2 separate regions of the Homo sapiens genome follow, and region 1 is linked to region 2. Evidence: chromatin contacts called from ENCODE Hi-C data. All regions are on one chromosome and are shown on one strand. Each heading gives the region's core, a stretch centred on a gene start or an enhancer-like site at or near the end of the contact. The rest is flanking DNA. Distances are from core to core; before and after follow the strand shown. Region 1 overlaps FBLN5 (fibulin 5). Region 2 holds the start of CATSPERB (catsper channel auxiliary subunit beta).

Evidence for each region. A loop is a pair of places that touch in the nucleus more often than their neighbours do. Pooled maps may share reads with other maps.
Region 1: a pooled map shows a loop between it and region 2 (4-fold over the local background). The contact joins the enhancer-like site here to the promoter of CATSPERB in region 2. A Hi-C loop is called at or near these places in 5 of 50 pooled maps.

The regions. Positions count from the first base shown.
Region 1 is chr14:91,869,562-91,873,345 of GRCh38, reverse strand. It overlaps FBLN5 (fibulin 5), which reads left to right. Exons shown (of 11, transcript NM_006329.4): 11 at 2,961-3,784. The coding sequence ends at 3,122. Among named protein-coding and RNA genes, the nearest start is that of TC2N, 3.9 kb to the right of the region's middle. Within about 2 kb of position 1,250, at least 27 of the 41 ENCODE cell types and tissues checked have a DNase peak (open chromatin) inside an H3K27ac peak, as active enhancers do.
Region 2 is chr14:91,730,566-91,734,046 of GRCh38, reverse strand. It overlaps CATSPERB (catsper channel auxiliary subunit beta), which reads left to right and starts at 1,961. Exons shown (of 27, transcript NM_024764.4): 1 at 1,961-2,117.

The DNA.
Region 1 (3,784 bases), core at 1-2,500, 140 kb before region 2:
TTAAGAGGTGTAGGAAAGGTTGTAGCCAGATGCCTGGCATCATAACCACCACCGTCATCACTGTCGCCACCATCCTCCTCCTCCTCATCTTTTCGCACCACCAAGCCTACTAATGCCCACGGGCTCTCAGGGGTTTATTTCATTAATGCCCTGGCTCTGCCCTAAAAGCCGAATGTGGAGGTGGCTGTCCTCAGCTCTTGTGGCAGGTACTTGAGCTCTTCCAGGTGCTTGTGGGTAGGGTGGACCCAGGTGGAGGCCGGACTCACCAGCTTCTGCAGTTACTTCCAAATGGGAGAGTCTAGGATTTCAAATGGGATAGTTGAGGATTCTTTCGTACTCAGGAGACATTTACCAGGAGAGCCCAAAGGAACAACTTGGAAGTTTGCACTTGCCCCCTTCTCCCTTCCAGACCTTGGGCTCTGCAGATCTCCCTCTGGAGGGCTGTCCCTAGCTCAGGGTTCTCAACTCTTGGTCTTTGTTCACGCAGTGAAAGCTGGTGAGATATTTGTATATGTAAAGGCTGCAGGCATTTCCTTGTGTGGCTTTACCCTCTGAAGCCCTGGCCCAGGGCTCAGGTTTCGTAAGGGCTGACAAGGAAGTCCAAGAAATCTGCGTGAGGAGGTGCCAATAACGTGGATGCTGACGGGAACAGGAGGAACCAGTGCCAAGAGGAAATTGTGTGGCTGTCAGGCTGCCGATAGCCTCATGGATAGGGGAGGTCCCAGCGCCTGGCCTGCACCTGTCTGCCAGCCCCACCCTTGTCTTACTTGTGGTGGCTCTTGGGGATGTTCAGAACTTTATGGGGCGCCCTCCTTTTATGGAGACAGATAAAACATCTAGTGTAGCTTTAAACCAGCTAGGTTCCTTTATTTTGCAGAGACTGTTGCTTGCAGCTTCTGGGCACAGGGCTGGGCTCTGCAGTGTATGGGAAGTGATTGTCCAGCCCATCCCTTTTCTTCTTCACACTGTTTCCTCTAACAGTGCCAATATCTGTCCCTTGCACTGACCGCGAGCATCTCTCATTAGGTGGGTGCTAGGAAGAAGTGAAACACACATCAGCCTCTTCTGATACCTGCTGTGCAGTGAAAAAAGCCTGGGGCTTGGGGTCAGAAATACCTGAATGGAAGCCCTTGGTTCTGCCCAAGACTAGCTGGGTAACCCTAAGCAATTATTTAACCTCATGGGACCTCAGTTTGCTTACTTATAAAACGGGGAAGTAATGAGTCATACCTTTCATACAGCACTTAGACAAGGACAGCCAGGGCCCCCCCACCTGGGTCCTGTGCTTTTAGATCAATATTTCTCAATACTTAATGTGCACACAAAGCCCTGGGGATTGTGTTAAGCCACAGATTCTGGCTCAGTAGATCCTAGCCCTGAGATTCTGCATTTATAAGAAGCTCCCTGGTGATGCCCATGCTGCTGGTCCAGGGACCACACTTTGAGTGGCAAGGCCTTTCAGGGTTTTATGAGAATTTTTTTTTTTTTTTTTAGCTGGAGTCTCGCCGTTGTCCAGGGTGGAGTATAGTGGTGCGATCTCTATTCACTGCAACCTCTGCCCCCCAGGTTCAAGCAATTCTTGTGCCTCAGCCTCCCAAGTAGCTGGGATTACAGGCACCTGCCAACATGCCCTGCTAATTTTTCTAGTTTTAGTAGAGATGGGGTTTCACCATATCAGCCAGGCTGGTCTCCAACTCCTGGCCTCAAGTGATCCGCCCACCTCGGCCTCCCAAATGCTGGGATTACAGTTGTGAGCCATGGTGCCTGGCCATTTTATGAGGATTAAATAAGCAGATGTACATAAACATGGTTAGAAGAGTGCCTCACACATGATGGGTGCTCAGTTGATGTCATTCCTCTCTGCCTTCCTCCTTGAAAGTTTTAGAAAAAGACTCAGTGGAGGAGAGAGTTCACGCGAAATTATTAGGACCACAGTGATCAGGTTACAGAATGGTGAAGCTGGAGATGACTCTAGGGTGCCTAGAGGGGGGTTCTTAAATTCCACCTTTCCCAGGCATCACCTAAAAATATACTGACATAGAAAATCTTGGAATGGGCCCCTGGAATTGTTAGTTTAACAAAAAAAGTTCCAGTAGCCTTTGATGCCTTTTTTTTTTTTTTTTTAAATTACTGATCTGGTCCAAACCCTCATTTTATTTTTCCTCAAAAACGTTTTTTAAAACTTTTATTCCACTTTCAAGAGTACATGTGCATGTTGGTTGTATAGATAAATTACTGTGTCGTAGGAGTTTGGTGTATATATGATGTCATCACCCAGGTAATAAGCATAGTACCCAGTAGGTAGTTTTTCAATCCCCTCCCTCCTCCTGCCTCCCACCCTGAAGCAGGCCCTGGTGCCTGTTTTTCCCTTCTTTGTGTCCATGTGTATGTACTCAATGCCAAACCCTCATTTGAGAGATGAGCCCCAGAGGGGTGAAGTGACAGCCCTAAGCCATGCAGAAGTTTCAATCAATGATTCGTTCATCATTCAATATATGTTTTCTGAACACCTTCTGTGTTCAAGGCACCATGCTGGCTTCTAGGGGGACTCAGTGGTGAAAAGCCTGACCCCAGTACCTGTTCTTACAGAACTCATAGCCTAGTGGGAGCCTAGATATCAGACACGGATCAGGTAGACAGTATGGACAATCATACATGGTCATAAATGCTTTCCATCCTGTACAAAGTAAAGGCTGCAGCGTCAGAGGTCGCAGGGGGACCTGACTTAGATTGGGGAACCAGAGAAGGCTCCTCTTAGGAAGTGACCTTTCAGATGAGACCTGAAGGGTTTGCAGAAAAGAACCAGGTGGAGAGTGGGCAAAGCCAGGGAAAGAGCATGGCACAGTTGAGGCACCGAGGGGGTGCCAGTTTGACTGACGGAGGCAAGGGAGCGCCCAGGTGGGGCTGCAGGGCCACCATGCAGGCCTTTTCTCACTGGTGTTCCCCGGTTCTGTCCATAGCAAACGGGCCCCATCAGTGCCACCCTGGTGATGACACGCCCCATCAAAGGGCCCCGGGAAATCCAGCTGGACTTGGAAATGATCACTGTCAACACTGTCATCAACTTCAGAGGCAGCTCCGTGATCCGACTGCGGATATATGTGTCGCAGTACCCATTCTGAGCCTCGGGCTGGAGCCTCCGACGCTGCCTCTCATTGGCACCAAGGGACAGGAGAAGAGAGGAAATAACAGAGAGAATGAGAGCGACACAGACGTTAGGCATTTCCTGCTGAACGTTTCCCCGAAGAGTCAGCCCCGACTTCCTGACTCTCACCTGTACTATTGCAGACCTGTCACCCTGCAGGACTTGCCACCCCCAGTTCCTATGACACAGTTATCAAAAAGTATTATCATTGCTCCCCTGATAGAAGATTGTTGGTGAATTTTCAAGGCCTTCAGTTTATTTCCACTATTTTCAAAGAAAATAGATTAGGTTTGCGGGGGTCTGAGTCTATGTTCAAAGACTGTGAACAGCTTGCTGTCACTTCTTCACCTCTTCCACTCCTTCTCTCACTGTGTTACTGCTTTGCAAAGACCCGGGAGCTGGCGGGGAACCCTGGGAGTAGCTAGTTTGCTTTTTGCGTACACAGAGAAGGCTATGTAAACAAACCACAGCAGGATCGAAGGGTTTTTAGAGAATGTGTTTCAAAACCATGCCTGGTATTTTCAACCATAAAAGAAGTTTCAGTTGTCCTTAAATTTGTATAACGGTTTAATTCTGTCTTGTTCATTTTGAGTATTTTTAAAAAATATGTCGTAGAATTCCTTCGAAAGGCCTTCAGAC
Region 2 (3,481 bases), core at 712-3,211:
GTTATTTTACCATTTCACAAGCAAAACACTAAATTTCCCGTAGAAAATGTTTAACAACATGCCCAGATAATTTATAGAAGAAAAAAATGTCAAACAAGCATATTTATAAGTGTTCAGTTGAACCAATATTGAAAAAAGTAAAACAAGATTTTTTAATGTATCAAATTATTTCAGATTATATCTAATTTTCACTGCTGGGTTTCTGGAAAGCAATTTGTCAACATACATTCAAGAGTCTTAAACATGTTCATATCCTAAGGAAATATTTTTAAATGTAGGAAAATAATTTTGTTCAGGATTATTCATTACCACATTTCTCAAAAAGGAAAACACTGGAAATAGAAAAATATTTTATGTTTAAGTAAATTAGGTACCGTTATTTTTAGATCTACAACTGCGAAGACTTAAATAAAACACTTGAGTTACACGAGAAAATGGTCAGACTAACAATGACTGAAAGAAGGACATATAAATGCAGAAGAAACAGACTCGAGAAATGTCAAAATGTCCACAGTGGTTATATCTGGTTGTTGATTTATGCGTAATTGATTTCTCTATACTTGTTTTCATTTTTCACACATAATAAGCCCTGTTATAGCCAGCAAAAAATTACAAAAAAAGTCAAAGTCATCCTTCTTTCAATCAGCCCATTGCCTTGCCCCCTATCCTCCTGACTAGACGGAAGCCCAGTGCATAATTTGTTTTTCAGGCAGAAGAACCCCTTTCATTCCACTGTTACAGATGAATCACCTACTGTGGGAGTAGTCTTGGTACTCACATCAAAGTGTAATTCATCAGTGACTGTGATTGAAAACAGATCCTTTACTCTTTCGTAAGTTAGGAAACAAAATGTGGGGGCAAATGAGGAAAAGAAAACTAAGAGGTTGCTGGGGAGAAAGAAGGCAAATGTCACCTGCTTCATCATTCTTTTTAGAGCTCTCAATGTGTACCTTCAGTATTGCTCAGACTTTTTTTTAATGTGTAGCAGTGTTGCTATGGTAACTGAAAGCTACATCTTCTTCCATAAAAGCTTTATTGCCTTCCCTAGTGGGAAACAGGCAACAAAAAAAGAGAGCTCCAAGTTTCTGGGAACTGAGTCTTTATAAGGAAATATATTTTGTTGTGTTTTGCACACTGTTTCAGGTTCTTCTTTAGGTCAAGGTCACCAGAAAGGGTGAGAGAAATATATTTCTGATGCGGGCTCTTCCAGGAATAGATTAAACCCAGATACCAGACATATTTCAGGATATGAGGGTAAAGCAGGTTTTACATGGCCATGTGAAGGGACTTCTGAAGGACAACCTGAGTATAAAACACGTTTTATTATCATGATTATCAAAAAGTATGTGTCAGCCTCTGTGACCATTCATGACTAGTCAGGGCGCTGGGTAAGACAGAAAGGTTCAAGCTCAGCTCACTCGGTACTCAGTCAAAGGCAGCCTTAGTGAGCACATACAACCACATCAAGGACAGTCACACAACATGAATACGGAGGACAAACTGGCATGCCATTTGGTCTCACTGTTTCCATGCGTCCACAGCTCATTTCTAACTTTGTGCTTTGTGTATTTGCTTGTCTTGTTTACCTGTCAATAAGGCCTTCTCTATTTTTTTTAAGTCCCAGTCTTCCTTAAAGACCCAGTTATGAAGCTCCTCCCCTTTGAGAGATTGCCTCCTTTTAAACCTTATTATATGCAGTTAGCATGAGCTTTTAGCATTTATGTTTTTCCCCAGGCATTCAATGATCGTATGATCATTGAAGTGTTTTATAGATAATCATATGTAGGTTTCTGATCCTTCCTAGATAAATGCTATATTAAAGATGGAAGGTTTGGAGAACCTCCACCTCTCATCGGTTTTTAAAGAAAATGGCCTGTGGTGCTCTGAAAGAGGCAGTTAGTTGGAAATTCCAACTGCCTGTCCTTTAGATTTTCTAAGCATGCTTCTGTACTTGGTAGCTGCTGATTGGCTGTTACCAAAGGTGACTAGAGTGCTAAGCCAGTCAACAGGGAAAACTTGGCTCCTGACTTTGGGTCTTTCTTCTCAGTCTATATGGAAGAAAACTGAGAAAAAATATAAAAAAGAAGAACACAACTAGTTGCGCATCTCCTAAAGAGGTAATTACAGTAAAAAATATTAAAATAAGGACCCTGCTGGAGTATGAATTTATAATGTGATCACTATTCCATAATAATGGAGTAACTATAAATGAACCAACTGGGGGAGGAAATAGCTTCCTTCAATGGGGCAATTCCCAATGTTTATTTAGTGCCAGAGAAGAGAAAATGCCCAGATACATGACTTGTATCCAGTAATTATGTAAAACTTATAATAATTACAAAGGAATGATAACTGGGGGTAATTTAACTGCTAAGTAGGTCAGTAGGGGAGTGTGATGAGGAAAAAGAAGTTGCTGCAGTGTATGGAGATATGGAATTCAGAAGTAATACTTGTCAAGTGCTTATTCTGTATAGAATATGTTAGATGTTTTAAGGTATTTTTCATTTAATTCTCACAACAACACTGTGAAGTGCCTGTTATCCCCATTTTACTGAATAGAATATGAACTCCAAGAAGTTAAATAGCTTGCTAAAAATCAAATATTTCGATGGACAGACTTCGTCTTAGGCTAAAGTCTATGTTTTTACTCTAACTATGAGCTGAAAGTTGAAAGAAGATAGTATCAAATAAGGAAAAGTTGTAATATTGAAGGGAAAATAAGAAGAATGAGACTGGAACTATGCCCCAAAGAATTAAAGAAACCAGTAGGTAGCAGAAATTCTTGAGCTTGCAGGATGGCAGATAAGAAAGCTTGCAGAACAAGCTTGCTGACATTAAAACCAGAATTTCCACCACGTGCTTCATACTAACTCTCTCGAGTTTGCACAGGTGACCCATGAAGAGGCATAAAGATTCTAATAATGGTGTTGTATCATTTAATTTGAATGTTTAGCAAAGTGATATAAGATTTTTCTGGTAAAGGGACTATTTTCAGAGTTTAACTGTGATAATGTCTCCACTTAATGTTAAATTCGTTCTTACACCAAAAATATACTTGAGCATTGCACCATGCCGACAGAATTTTAATCTACCATTTGTTTCCTCTTACCTTGTGAAAACAAGTTGTTTTCTCAGATGATTTTTAAAAATGCACTAAAAACCTTCAGTTCTCCCCTGTTAATGTGATAAGAATGAATTCAAAAAAATCAAACTGTTTGAGCTTTCTATTGTCAATTAAATGTATTTAATAAGCAAGTCAGTTTTGATGAAGGAAAAACACCAGTTACATTTAATTTACTCAGCAGTTGTCAGGAACTGCACAAAGTTCTGAGATTTTATTCCACTTAGAGTTGGCAAATTAGTATGTTTCTGTTTTCTTGGATGCTGGCAAAAGACACAAGACTCCTAGGTCAGAGACGAAGGACTTTATTACTAATAGCAAAAGCAGTAGCCAGAGTGTCCACAGGTTGCTCACTCCAGT